Linked DNA regions of Homo sapiens: region 2 is linked to region 1. Evidence: chromatin contacts called from ENCODE Hi-C or POLR2A ChIA-PET data. All regions are on one chromosome and are shown on one strand. Each heading gives the region's core, a stretch centred on a gene start or an enhancer-like site at or near the end of the contact. The rest is flanking DNA. Distances are from core to core; before and after follow the strand shown.

Region 1 (7,040 bases), core at 2,759-5,258:
TCTGAGGTTTTGAACCATAGGAGCCAGTGCAGGGTGATATTGCCTTTCTGAAATCTGAAAACTCCTGGACTCAAGCACATCTGGCCCTCAGGGTTTTGCCTAAGGGACTGTCTCTGTGTTTCTGTTTTCTCAGTGCTACTGACCTTCTAGGGTTGTTGTAAATTGGCCTCCAAGTAGACCCTACATGAGTAAGGACTCTGAGGGCTGTTGGAGCGTCAGCTGGCACTCGGGCCCAGCCTGATCTCATTTTGTTTTTTTAGAGAGAGACGGTCTTACTATGTTGCTCAGGCTTGTCTCAAGCTCCTGGGCTCAAGTGATCCTCCTGCCTCGGTCTTATTATGTTGCCCAGACTGGTCTCAAGCTCCTGGGCTCAAGTGATCCTCCTGCCTTGGCTTCCCAAAGTGTTGGGATTACAGGCATGAGCCACCATGCCTGGTCTGATCTCATTTCTAGGGGTGACTGCCCACCCCTTCCCCAAAAGTCAGCCTCAGCCTCAGCCTCCTTCTGAGATGGGAGGGATGGTACAGGGCTGTGTGTCTGTTGGGGATAGGGGTGACACGACACTTGGTACACAAGTTTCTGCCAACCTACCGCCCTTCAGGTCCTGAATTCTGCCTTTCCATAGACTACTTGGTAGAGTCAGGGTGGGCTCCAAGGCCAACTGAGCCACTCATGCTCTGTGATCTAGGGTCAGCCCCTTTCCCTCTTCGGGGCTTGGTCTTCCCATTTGTGTAATTAAAGGATCAGAATCTATGATGTCTCAGGTCTTTCTTCTTCCAGCCTGGCAGGATTCTTGGATTCAGAGCATCCCCACACCACAAAGCAGATACTCCTGGGAGGTGGCCCTGGGAGCCATTTGGAATTCTTCCCCTCAGCCACCTTTCCTTCCTCAGACCAGCTTGCCAGATGCCCTGGGAGCTGGACATGGAAGATGATGCGTTAAATACTTGAGGGGCTGTCATTGCTAAGGAAAGGGAGTGAGCTTCCCATCACTGGAGGTATGTAAGTAGACACTGAGTACAACTTGATGGGAACCTAAGCACTGAATAGGGCAGTTAGATTTCCCACAGTTCCCTCCAACCCTGGAGTCTAAGATGCTTTGAGTTTGGAAAGGGCAGGGGGATAGGCAGGTCTGGGTGGTGCCAAACATGACTCTTTTTTTTTTTTTTTTTTTTTTTGGAGACAGAGTTTCGCGCTTGTTGCCCAGACTGGAGTGCAATGGTGCGATCTCTACTCACTGCAACCTCTGCCTCCCTGGTTCAAGCGATTCTCCTGCCTCAGCCTCCCAAGTAGCTGGGATTACAGGCATGCGTCGCCACGCCCTGCTAATTTTGTATTTTTAGTAGAGATGGGGTTTCTCCATATTGGTCAGGCTGATCTTGAATTTACAACCTCAGGTGATCCGCCCCCCTCCGTCTCCCAAAGTGCTGGGATTACAGGCATGAGCCACCACTCCCAGCCCAAACAAGACTCTTAATGAGATGTGGTTCCTGCCCTAAGGGAGCTCACAGTCCATCCAAGAGTCATTTTGGTCTGAGAAGCGCTGTAAGAGGTTGCCGAGGAATTTATGGGAGGGACGCTGCGGATCAGGGTCCCCTCTTGGGGAAGGCGAGTATTTGATCAGAGCTGTGATGGGCAGGAATTATTCAGGAAGGGAAGGGCAGGCAAGGGCATTTCAGGCAGGGGCTGCCATGCAGGCAAGTGCTCGGTGGCTGTGAGAAACACTTGCTACATTTGTCAGACTACAAGGATCTGGGCACTGCTGGAATGGAGCTGGGATTGTTGGGGTATAAGTGGTGAGAGGCAGGCCGGAGGGGCAGCAGGAGCCAGGTCATGTGTGATCTTGGGTGCTAAGCTGGGGAGTTAAAATTTGATCCGGAGGGCAACAGAGAGTCAGGGAAGCCTCAGGCAGGAGGGAGGTGGGCAGAACTGTCCATGCTGGTTGCAGAGTGGAGATGAATGGCTTGGCGTGGCAGAAGGCAGAAGTGAGGACGCAGTCACTGGGATCAGGGCAAGAGAGGAAGGGTGTCAGTGTGGGGGACAAGGCAGGATTGGATGGATGAGACAGAAATGTTGGAATGTAAGCTCCCATGGCAGGGGCTTTATTTTGTCTGCTGCCGAATTCCAGCACCTGAAACAGCGCTGGCACATGGTAAGACATCAGGTGGGAGGAGGCAGCGTGCTGCTCCAAGACTGTGTGAAGGAAGCCCTTGGATGGAGGAGTCACTGGGGAGAAAGGGAGCATAGAGCAACAGGGAGGGGTCAGGGCTAAAGCTGAGCACAAGGATGTTTATTACCACCTTGCAATAAACAACGCTGGACAAGAAAGAAATGAGCCAAATGTCCAACTACAAGGGATGCTGATTGATTTTCAGATCCTCTATGCTGTGCCAGCCATTGAATGAGTAGATGATGAGATGGTGACTGCAAGTTGGGATGAACAGATGTTCCTGATAATTTGTTAGGTGACAAAGGCAAGTTACAGACTGGCACGTGTCATATGGGGGGCACGCAGACCTGGATCTCGGAGAGGCCCGGGTGGGTGGGGGTAGGGATAGGAGATGTTGCAGAACAGGTGGCAGCTGGAGCCAAGGACAGGGATGACACCACCGGGAAATTGCCAAACCTGGGACTGCAGCCGTGCTTGGAGACAGGTGCAGGGGGAGCCTAAGGGGAGGCCTGTCACCCGGGGCACCCCAGCCGAGTCAGCGGAGCCTCTCGGCCCTTGGGGTCATCTCCTGTCATCTAACCCAGCAGAAGTACTCTGATTCTAAATTCTGGGACTCTCAGGTCATTTAAATTCCACTGAGTACCCCAGTACCCTGCCCTCTCCTGGAGTCATACAGTGTTGGCACACGCTGAGCAGGGTCCAATGGCCTCATAGTGCCCTCCTGGTTACCCCTGGCCTGCCACTCTCCAAAGTATTCTCCCTCTGGCCTGGATCATTTTCCCTTTGGGAACCCAGGTGTCCTGCCCCCTCTACTTGGGAAAGTCTGGGAGTGAAAATAGCTCAGGGAGGGAGGGGCCCTGAGTGCCCAACGGGCTGGGCCTGGGTAGCAGCTGCCCCTGTGCCCCTCTTTGGCGCCCCCGAGGTGCTGCCTCAGCACTAAGTGTCCATCTGGCTGGAGAGTCAGGTTACAGCGTAAGGGGACCCAGGTCTCCCCTCCTCCCCGACCTATGGCCTTTTCAGCAGACTCAGGGCCCCATGCCTGGGGTATCTTGGGAAAGAATGGGGGTAGGGAAAAGGGTAAAGATCCTCAGGTTGCGGGGGTCCTGATGTCTGACAGTCTGTGATGTGGGGCCTGTCTGTGCTCTTTCTGGGCTTCAGTTTCTTCAATTGTTAAATGAGATACAGCGACTATGGACCCCACCCTGGAGACGAGGTGGGGTGGGGTCTGAGAGGACCCTTCTCACTACCCCCACACTCCCAAGTCCACTAGTTGCCTGACTGCAAGCCTTCAGGGTGGGGTCTGGGAATATTTAACTAGAAGAAGATTCTTCTTTCTGAACCCCCCCTAACTTGGATCTCCTGGGGTTTGCCCAGCCTGTTTTCAGCAGCAGAAGTGGGGCAGTGGGCCCAGGGGAATGAACCCTGGTGGGGGTGGGGAGCCCAGAAACTCTCTTGTCATTTTAAACCCCTCTTGAGGGCTCCCAGCCCTCTCCTCCAGCCCTGGGGACAGCAGGCAGCTGATGGGCAGAGCCTGGGCTGGGGATTAGCACTCTAGGTTAAAGACAAGCTCTGCCCCTGCACTGCTGAGATGCCCAGGACAAACAGCCCGGCCTCTCAGGCCTCGGTTTTGCTGTCAGGAAATGGGCGAGCACTCACTTTCCGCTGCTGCTTCTCCCAGGCCGGGTCCAGCAGCAGGTCGCGGTCCCAGTCCTCCTCCTGTTCCATGTACTCGCCGCCCCCGCCGCCGCCCGCAAAGCGCCCCTCCCCGGCCCCCAGACCCTCGGGCTGCATAACCATCATCATCTCGATCGGGCTCCTGGCTTCGCTCCGCTCGGCACGCTCTCGGACACCCGGGCCCCATTAAGTAGGGCCCAGCCCAGCCCCAGATCGAATTCGCACTAAATATGGGGGAGGAGGGAGGGGCCGGATGGGGGTGAAGGAGCTCGGGTTGGACCTGGCAAGGGGTTGTCCTGAAGCCGGGAACTGCGGGACTCGGGGGCGCCGGGGTGGATCTCGCGGCGGAGATCCTGGGTTTGCATTCCTGCTCCGCTGCTGGGGCGCTGTGTGACCTTGAGAAATCCACGGGACCTCTCTGAGTCTGTTTACTCCTCTCCACAATAGAAAGGCCGATAATAATAGTGGCCGCGGGCCGCTCTAGAGGCTGCCCTCTGGAGCTCCTCGTGAGCCTCTTCCAGCACCTCGCTGGTGGGACACAGAGCCCTATCCCCATTTCACAGTCAGGAACACAGAGGCGCCGAGCTGTTTTGCATGTTTTCTGGGGTGATGGAGACACCCGGGCATGGGGAACGGCTCTGAGCCAGCTGGATGGGCTGCGGCAGGGCTATTAATATCGGGGCGGCTGTGGGGAGTAGGGGAGAATGTGCTGAGCCGGGAAACCCCGACACCACCCCGGCTGCAACTCAATCCCCCGGGCACTCCTGGCCCCCGCGCCAGCGGGCGGGGCTCCGACGGGATGGGAGGAGCCTCCAGGGTGGGCGGGTCAATCACTCCGCGGCGTTATCCGGGCTCCAGCGCCGCGGGATTCCGAGCGCCTCCACTGCTGGTCCGTTGGCCAGATCAACTCGCCGCGTGGGCCGGCCGTTCCCTGAGAGTCTGAGCGCTCGCCGCACCCCCTTCCGAGCTTCTATTGGCCGTAGCAGACGTCCGTCTGCCGCTATCTCCGCCCCAATACGGAAGCGGCCTAGTCCTCCGGCTCCGACAGCTGGGTGTCCAGGCCATGGGGCAGCCCTGGGCGGCTGGGAGCACGGACGGGGCGCCCGCGCAGCTGCCTCTCGTGCTCACCGCGCTGTGGGCCGCGGCCGTGGGCCTGGAGCTGGCTTACGTGCTGGTGCTCGGTCCCGGGCCGCCGCCGCTGGGACCCCTGGCCCGGGCCTTGCAGCTGGCGCTGGCCGCCTTCCAGCTGCTCAACCTGCTGGGCAACGTGGGGCTCTTCCTGCGCTCGGATCCCAGCATCCGTGGCGTGATGCTGGCCGGCCGCGGTCTGGGCCAGGGCTGGGCGTGAGTGGGGTGCGGGATCGGGCGGGGAGAAGTGGGAGCCTTGGACAGGGGGGAGGGGCCCCAAGACCTGAGATGTTAGAACCGGGTTACATTAGGATCCAGGTTGTTAGAATCAGACATTTTTTTAGAACCTGGGATGGAAGAGCTAGAATTGAGTGTTATTTATTTACTCGCAAATACTTATTGGGAGCCTACTAGGTGCAAGGTTTTGTTACAGGGACGAAGGGTACAATAGAACAAATTCCTGATTTGAGGGGGGTGCAGATGAGAAACTAGAGGAATAATAAGCAAATCATATAGAATGCTAGAAGGTGATAGTAGTTTGGAAACAAGAAGTAGAGCAGGGTAAAGGGGTTGCAAGTTTCAATATTAAATAGGTGGTTAGGCCGGGTGCGTTGGCTCACATCTGTAATCCCAGCACTTTGGGAGGCCGAGGCCGGCGGATCACTTAAGGTCAGAAGTTTACCAGCCTAGCCAACGTGGTGAAACCCCGTCTCTACTAAAAATATAAAAAAATTAGTCGGGCATGGCGGCACGTGCCTGTAATCTCAGCTACTGGGGAGGCTGAGGCAAGAGAATTGTTTGAACCTGGGAGGCGGAGGTTGCAGTGAGCCGAGATCGAGCCACTGCACTCCAGCCTGGGTGACAGAGCAAGACTCCCTCCGTCTCAAATAAATAAATACATAAATAAACAGGTGGTAAATTCTCATCACAAAAATATGAGTGTTTGAGGTAATGGCTATCCTAATTAGCTTGATTTATTCCAAGCTGTACTGATAAATCATAACATCACTTGGTATCCCATAAGTATATACAACTGGAATTTGTCAATTTATAATTAGAAAAAAAAATTACACCAGGTACAGGCTCTACACACACATTTTATGCCAGGCAGAGGCTTTTGCTGAGACTGAGGCTGTAGTGTGCTATGATCACACCTGTGAACAACCACTACACTCCAGCCTGGGTAATGTAGCGAGACTCTGTCCCTAAAAATTTTTTTTAATTAATTTTTAAAATAATATACATAAATGTGTGGTCAAGGTAGACCTCATAGAGAAGGAGGCATTTGAGCAAAAAACTTGGAGGGCGTGGGGGGCGGTTAGCCATGTGGGAATCTGAGGGAAAGGTGTTCCAGGCAGAGGTAACAAGTGGTGCAAAGGCTCTGAGGCAGTTGTGTACCCAGCATGTATGTTCCCAGAACAGCAAGAAGGCCAGTGTGGCTGGAGTGCAGTAAGAGAGGGGAAGAGATGTCACAGATAGAAGGATGTTGTAGGACACTGAAGGCTTTGCTTTTTACTAGAAATAAATTGGAGAACCACAGGAGGGTTTTAAGCAGAGGAGGGTCAGTTTGGTTGCTGGGGTGAGACCGTACGAGGTGGGGCAAAGGTGGAATCGGAGACCAGTCAAGAGGCTATTGCAGTAATCCAGAGAGTTCCTAGTGACCTGGACAAAGGGGTGACCGTGGAGGAAGGGAGGGATTTGCTGCTGGATGTCAGTGGCTTGAGAGAGGTCTCAGGACTGGGGATGTTAGGGCTGGAAGAGACCTCAGACCTGTAGTGCTAGAACTAGAAGGGCCTGGGACATCTTGTTTAGCCTGCATTTACTTGTAAAGAAATTGAGGCTTAGCCAGGGCAAATGGCTGTTGCCACTTCCGCAGGATGGGCTCTGGGGCAGCCCTGTGCACAATATGGGGCATCTGAGCTGCTGGGGGAACTGACGCTGTGGTTCCTTCCTGCAGTTACTGCTACCAATGCCAAAGCCAGGTGCCGCCACGCAGCGGACACTGCTCTGCCTGCCGCGTCTGCATCCTGCGTCGGGACCACCACTGCCGCCTGCTGGGCCGCTGCGT
Region 2 (7,234 bases), core at 2,402-4,901, 110 kb before region 1:
AATTTGCAGGTTTTGCTGGCCTCAGCAAAATCTCTGGTGGTTCTGTGCTAGGTTTCAACCAATTTAACATAGGAAGTTTAACATATACCAGGTGCGTGACTCACGCCTGTAATCCTAGCATTTTGGGAGGCTGAGGCAGGTGGATTGCCCGAGCTCAAGAGTTTGAGACCAGCCTGGGCAACATGGTGAAACCCCATCTCTACTAAAAATACAAAAAATTAGCCGGGCATGGTGGTGTGCACCTGTAATCCCAGCTACTAGGGAGGCTGAGGCACAAGAATCGCTTGAACCCAGGAGGCAGAGGTTACAGTGAGCCAAGATCACGCCAATGCACTCCAGCCTGGGCAACAGAGTGAGACTCTGTCTCAAAAAAATAAATAAATAAATAAAAGTATCTTGATTTCTATGTCATTGGCACAAGAAAAAAAATTTTCTGCAAAAGAGTTCTATATCATCACTGCCCAATAACACTCCTGGCAGTGATGGAAGTGTTCCATATCTGTGCTGTCCAATTTGTGGCTACTGTGGTTACTGAGTACCTGAAATGTGGTTTATTCCACTGAGAAACTGAGTTTTTTATTTAATTATAATTAGCTACATGTAGCTAGTGGCTACTCTATTGGACAGCAGTTTAGATAGTAAAATAAGCTGCTCATAGGTGGAGAAAAAGCCCTGCAGAATTGCATAATTTTTATTTTAGAAAACCTTTCACACCAAAAGAGTACTGTTGAGTAGGACAAATGTATTTTTTTGTTTTGAGATGGAGTCTCGCTCTGTCACTGAGGCTGGAGTGCACTGGCATGATCTCGGCTCACTGCAACCTCTGCCTCCCAGGTTCAAGCAATTCTCCTGTCTCAACCTCCCCAGTAGCTGGGATCACAGTCGCGCGCCACCACGCCTGGTGAATTTTCGTATTTTTAGTGGAGATGGGGTTTCACCATATTGGTCAGGCTGGTCTTGAACACCTGACCTCAGGTGATCCACCCACCTCGGCTTCCCAAAGTGCCGGGATTACAGGCGTGAGCCACCACACCTGGCCAATGTTTTTATTCCTAAACCTTACTTCTTATATGATAAATTGCATATTGTGAATACAAAATTCCTTTAGTTCACCAAGTTTCTCACTATAGACCATTTCAGAGTCCCATGAGGCCTCTCAACGCTAAAAGCTCCTGAATTCATTTATCAACTGTTTGAATTCCTACTATGAGCTAGGATGTGGGAACATGGTGATGAATGAGGCATATGTGGTTTCTGTAGCCTCAGATCTACCCCCTTCCTCAGGTTTCCAGCATGGCACAGAAAGACACTAGGCCCTCAGGGCACTCAAGGTGCTGTTAGAAACTTGTCCTAAGGGCAGAAAAAGGTTGGCTGCCTGCAAGATGGACCAGAAAAGGGAAGCAACTTGCCCCAGATTGGTTTCATAGCTTGTCAGGATTTTGCTTACAAACCTGGTCCTCAGGAAGTCACCTGGCCTAGGAGATTTGGGAAAAGGAAGGAGGGGAGAAATAAATATTCCTGGGAAGAGCTGTCAGTTTGTTGGAAGATCAATCTCGGCTTTCTTCAGACCAGAGCTAGGCTCTGCCGCTGAGGAGAAATGAAATGCAAGAAATGATAGAATCAGCTCCAGGAACTTGCAGGAGAAGAATGAAAAATCTGACGAGATGAATTCAATCTGAAGTGCCTTAGGTTTGCAGGGCCTTTGAGAATCCAGGCCAAATTCAAACCGTGTATCTGTCACCCCTGCAAATCCACAAGAACCCAATGAGGTAGCATCACTGGCTCTCCCAGCAATTAAGGCTACTGAGATTTAGAAAGTTTAGGCCGGGCACGGCTGAGCGCAGTGGCTCACGCCTGTAATCCCAGCACTTTGGGAGGCCGAGTCGGGTGGATCACGAGGTCAGGAGATCGAGACCATCCTGGCTAACATGGTGAAACCCTGCCTCTACTAAAAATACAAAAAAAATTAGCCAGGTATGGTGGCACATGCCTGTAGTCCCAGCTACTCGGGAGGCTGAGGCAGAAGAATGGCGTGAACCCGGGAGGCAGAGCTTGCAGTGAGCTGAGATCGCACCACTGCACTCCAGCCTGGGCGACAGAGCAAGACTCCATCTCAAATTAAAAAAAAAAAAAAAAAGTTTAGGTCGGGTGCAGTGGCCTACCTACACCTGTAATCCCAGCACTTTGGGAGCCGAGGTAGAAGGATCACCTGAGGTCTGGAGTTTGAGACCAGCCAGGACAACATGGCGAAACCCTGTCTCTACTAAAACTACAAAAAAATTAGGCAGAAGCCTGTAATTCCAGCTATTCAGTAGGCTGAAGTAGGAGAATCACTTGAACCCAGGAGGCAAAGGTTGTAGTGAGCCAAGATCGTGCCACTGCACTCCAGCCTGGTTGCAGAGCAAGACTCTGTCTCAAAAAAAAAAAAAAAAAAAGAGAGACTCCCATCTCAAAAAAAAAGAAATTGTGATAAGTACCACAAATTACACAAAATGGGTCCAATGGCAGGGAATAATGGGAGGACATATCTACTAAGCTACAGGTGGTTTGGGAGGGCATTCCAATACTTGATCCTGAAGCTAAGACCTGAAGTTAAGTTAGCTCTAAAGCAGTAAAGAGAAAGGTCCCTTCAGATTTAAAAAAAAAAAAAAAAAAAAGGCCCTGAGGCAGGAAAGAGCTCAGTGTATACAAGGATCTGAAAGGAGAGTCAGTATGGTCAGAAAAGGATAGATAAGCAGGGAAAAGGGCCTGAGATAATAAAGTGTGACAGAGGAAAGGCACGTTCAAACTAAGGGATTGGGCATTTTACTTTAGATAAAAGGGGAAGTTGCTGAAAGGTTCTAAGTAACGAAAGAAACATCTGATTTACATACATTTCACAAGAACATTCTGGCTATTAAATGGAGAATACTTTGAAGACCCAAGGGTAAGAAAAAGATGGACCTGGAGGTCACTGTAGTCATCTTGGTGGGAGAGGATAGCATGGTCTAGACTATGGCTGTGGCAAAGACATGGAGAAAAGAGGCAACATGTGATATAAACATGATCAAGAGCTGCTAATGGTTGGGGAGGGCGTAAGAATGACTACCAGCAATCTGGCTGAAAGAGAGAATGGGATAAGGAAGACTGAAGGAGAAATGATTTTAGAGTGGGGAGTCTCAGGAGCTCTATCTCAGATATACCAAGTTTGAGGTGTATTAAGACAACCAGCCAGGTGCAGTAGCTCATGCCTGTAATCCCAGCAAGTTGGGAGGCCAAGGCGGGCAGAACCCGAGGTCGGTAGTTCGAGACCAGCCTGGCCAATATGGTGAAATCCCGTCTCTAAATTTTGTATCTAAAGATACAAAAATTAGCCAGGTGTAGTGGCACGTGCCTGTAGTCCTAGCTACTCAGGAGACTGAGGCAGAAGAATCACTTGAATCCGGGGGGCGGAGCTTGCAGTGAGCCGAGATCGCGCCACTGCACTACAGCCTGGGCAACAGAGTGAGACTCCATCTCAAAAAAAAAAAAAAAAAAAAAAAAAGAACCAAGAAGAAATGTCAGCTAGGTGTCCAGATCCCTGAATCTTGAGCACAGAAGAGAGGTTTCAAACTGGAGATATCAAGAGTCTTTAGCACCTGGATCAGTGTTACATAACAGAAATACAATGTGAGCCACAAATGCAAACCACATAGGGAACTGAAACAGGTGAAATTAAATTGTATTAATTTTATTTTCCCCAGATAGTCTGGTGGTTAGGAAAAAAAAAAATTTTAATGTATTTTTACCCAATATGTGCAAAAAAATGACCATTTCAACATATAATGAGCATTAAAAACTGAATATATATATATATATATTTTTTTTTTTTGAGAGACACTCTTGCTCTGTTGCCCAGGCTAGAGTGCCGTGGCCCAATCTTGGCTCAATAGAACCTCCGCCTCCCAGGTACAAGCAATTCTCCTGTCTCAGCCTCCCAAGAAGCTGGGACTACAGGCACGTGCCACCACGCCTGGCTAAGTTTTGTATTTTTAGTAGAGATGGGGTTTCACCACCTTGGCCAGGCTGGTCTCAAACTCCTGACATCAAGTGATCTGCCCACCTTGGCCTCCCAAAGTGCTGGGATTACAGGCGTGAGCCACTGCGCCTGGCTTATATTAATTTTTTAAATCCCATAGGTATTTGGTACTCGCAGCACTGTATATGTCTCTGGCTACCACACTGAACAGCACAACTCCATATGGTATACAAAGCCAAAGCAATGAATGAAGTCTTGAAGAGGATTTCAAACTTGGCACTAGTGATAACTGGGAAAGGTGCCCCTCCTGTGCATTGGAGGATGTTTAGCCACATCCCTGGCGGGAGAAACCCCCTAAATTGTGACAATTAACAATGATTTCAGGGAATCTCTGAGCCTATTCTAGTTGCCCATTTAAAACAAAACGAAAAAAAAAAAAAAAAAAAAAAAAAGGTCAGACTAGGCCAGGCACAGTGGCTCACGCCTGTAATCCCAGCATTTTGGGAGGCCGAGGCAGGCGGATTACCTGAGGTCGGGAGTTCAAAACCAACCTGACCACCACGGAGAAACCCCATCTCTACTAAAAATACAAAATTAGACGGGCGTGGTGGTGCATGCCTGTAATCCCAGCTACTAGGGAGGCTGAGGCAGCAGAATCGCTTGAATCCAGGAGGCAGAGGTTGCACTGAGCCGAGATCGTGCCGTTGCACTCCAGCAGCCTGGGCAACAAGAGCAAAACTCCATCTCAAAAAAAAAAAATTTTAAAAAAGGGTCAGACTAGGTGGCTCACGCCTGTAATCCCAGCACTTTGGGAGGCTGAGGCAGGCAAATGGCTAGAGCTCAGGAGTTCAAGACCAGCCTGGGCAACATGGCAAAACCACAACTACAAAATACAGAAATTAGTTGGGCATGCTGGCATGCGCCAGTGGTCCCAGCTACTCGGGAGGCTGAGGTGAGAGAATTGCTTGAGCCCGGGAGGAGGTGGAGGTTGAACACGGCACTCCAGCCTGGGTGACATAGGAAGACCCTGTCTCAAAAAAAAGGTGGGGGAGGGGGCAGGCGAGGTGGCTCATGCCTATAATTTTTTTTTTTTTTTTTTTTTTTTTTGAGATGGAATCTTGCTCTGTCGCCCAGGCTAGAGTGCAGTGGCGCTATCTCATCTCACTGCACCCTCCACCTCCCGGGTTCAAGTGATTCTTCTGCCTCAGCCTCCCAAGTAGCTGGGACTACAGGTGCGCACCACGACAACTGGCTAATATTTTACATTTTTAGTAGAGACGGGGTTTCATCATGTCGGCCAGGCTGCTCTCGAGCTCCTGACCTCAAGTGATCCACCCCCTCGGCCTCCCAAAGTGCCGGGATTACAGGTGTGAGCCACCGCGCCCGGCCTAATCTTAGTAGTCTGGAAGGCTGAGACAAGAGTATAGCTTGAGCCAGGAGTTCCTAACCAGCCTGGGCAACATAGGGAGACCCCATCTCTACCAAAAGATAAAAATAAAAAATAAATTAGCCAGGTGCAATGGTGCATACCTCTGTAGTTCCAGCTACTTGGAAGGTTGAGATGGGAAGACCGCTTCAGCTCAGAAGGTTGAGGCTGCATTGAGCCATACTCATACCACTGTACTCCAGCCTAGGCAACAGAGCAAGACCGCACCTAAAAAAAAAAAAAAAAAAAAAAAAAGACTAAAAAATTGATCAGGGGCTGAGGATTAACTACAAAGGGGCACAAGGGCTTTTTGGCTGACAAAAATGTTCTGTATTTTGATTGCAACAATGGGAACAAGATTGTAACCATCAGTTACCAAAATTACCAGTACATTGTCAAACTGGGCATGGTGGCTCACGACTGTGCCTATAATCCCAGCACTTTGGGCGGCCAAGGTGGTGGATCACCTAAGGTCAGGAGTTCAAGACCAGCCTGGCCAACATGGTGAAACTCCGTCTCTGCTAAAAATATAAAAATTAGCTGGACATGGTGGCATGCATCTATAATCCCAGTTACTCAAAAGGCTGAGGCACAAAAATCGCTTGAACCCGGGAGGTGGAGATTGCAGTGAACCGAGATCATGTCACTGCACTCCAGCCTGGGCAATAGAGTGAGACACCATCTTTTTAAAAAACAAAACAAAAGGCCCCCCAAAAAAGTACATTGTCACAATGTGTCAAATTGTTTTCAAAATTGGTATATTTTATTGTTTGAAAATAATACTTCAGGCCGGGCATAGTGGCTCATGCCTGTAACCTCAGCATTTTGGGAGGCCAAGGTGAGCAGATCAACTGAGGCTGGGAGTTCGAGACCAGTCTGACTGACATGGAGAATCCCCGTCTCTACTAAAAAAATAGAAAATTAGGCCAGGCACGGTGGCTCACACCTGTAATCCCAGCACTTTGGGAGGCCGAGGCGGGTGGATCACAAGGTCATGAGATCGAGACCATCCTGGCCAACACAGTGAAACCCTGTCTCTACTAAAAATACAAAAACAAAATTAGCCAGGCGTGGTGGCAGGTGCCTGTAGTCCCAGCTACTTCAGAGGCTGAGGTGGGAGAATGGCGTGAACCCAGGAGGTAGAGCTTGCAGTGAGCTGAGATTGTGCCACTGCACTCCAGCCTGGGTGACAGAGCGAGACTCCGCCTAAAAAAAAAAATACAAAATTAGCCGGGCATGGTGGCGGGCACCTGTAATCCCAGCTACTCAGGAGGCTGAGGAAGGAGAATCACTCGAACCCGCGAGGCGGAGGTTGTGGTGAGCTGAGATTGCACCATTGCACTCCAGCCTGGGCAACAAAAGCAAAACTCCATCTAAAAAAAAAAAGAATACTTCAGGGCCGTCTCTTCCTGGTTCTTCCCAGAGTCAGGAAAAACTGGGTTGAAAGGGTGTTTAAAAAAAAAACTCAGAAAAGCTGATTTTTTAAAAAAGTAATCACATTATGACACTGCTTAAAAACCTACAAGACTAGTTGACTCAGAGTGAAGGCCAGAAAGGCCCTAGAAGATTAACTACTAGATCTGCTAACTACCTGACCTCTTCTGCTCCTCTCTCCTCCCACTCACTCTTTTGCCACTGGCCTCCTTACTGTTAGAACACTCCCACCTTAAGACCCTTGCTCAAGATATTCTCTCTACCTGGCGTACTTTTCCCCCAGATACCTGTTGCTAACTTACATCTAATTCAACTCATTGCTCAAATCTCACTTTTTTAAAAGAGGCCCAGGCCGGGTGCAATGGCTCATTCCTATA

Evidence for each region. A loop is a pair of places that touch in the nucleus more often than their neighbours do. ChIA-PET counts read pairs that join two places held with the same protein, here RNA polymerase II (POLR2A). Pooled maps may share reads with other maps.
Region 2: a pooled map shows a loop between it and region 1 (2.2-fold over the local background). The contact joins the enhancer-like site here to the promoter of ACTN3 in region 1. A Hi-C loop is called at or near these places in 1 of 37 single-sample maps with no recorded cell type and 1 of 50 pooled maps. POLR2A ChIA-PET finds 5 or more read pairs at or near these places in 17 of 52 experiments (A673, AG04450, GM10248 and 13 more).

Annotation. Positions count from the first base shown.
Region 1 is chr11:66,543,871-66,550,910 of GRCh38, reverse strand. It overlaps ACTN3 (actinin alpha 3), which reads right to left and starts at 4,008. Exons shown (of 21, transcript NM_001104.4): 1 at 3,827-4,008. The coding sequence starts at 3,973. ZDHHC24 (zDHHC palmitoyltransferase 24) reads left to right here and starts at 4,863. Exons shown (of 3, transcript NM_207340.3): 1 at 4,863-5,188; 2 at 6,930-7,040. The coding sequence starts at 4,908. RefSeq lists silencers at 1,399-1,693, 4,561-4,690, 4,871-5,110 and enhancers at 4,261-4,310, 4,381-4,440, 5,589-5,698.
Region 2 is chr11:66,655,553-66,662,786 of GRCh38, reverse strand. It overlaps a transcript of RBM4 not described here. Among named protein-coding and RNA genes, the nearest start is that of RBM4B, 19 kb to the left of the region's middle. Within about 2 kb of position 3,651, at least 2 of the 41 ENCODE cell types and tissues checked have a DNase peak (open chromatin) inside an H3K27ac peak, as active enhancers do; they include OCI-LY7, where a contact is called at or near this core.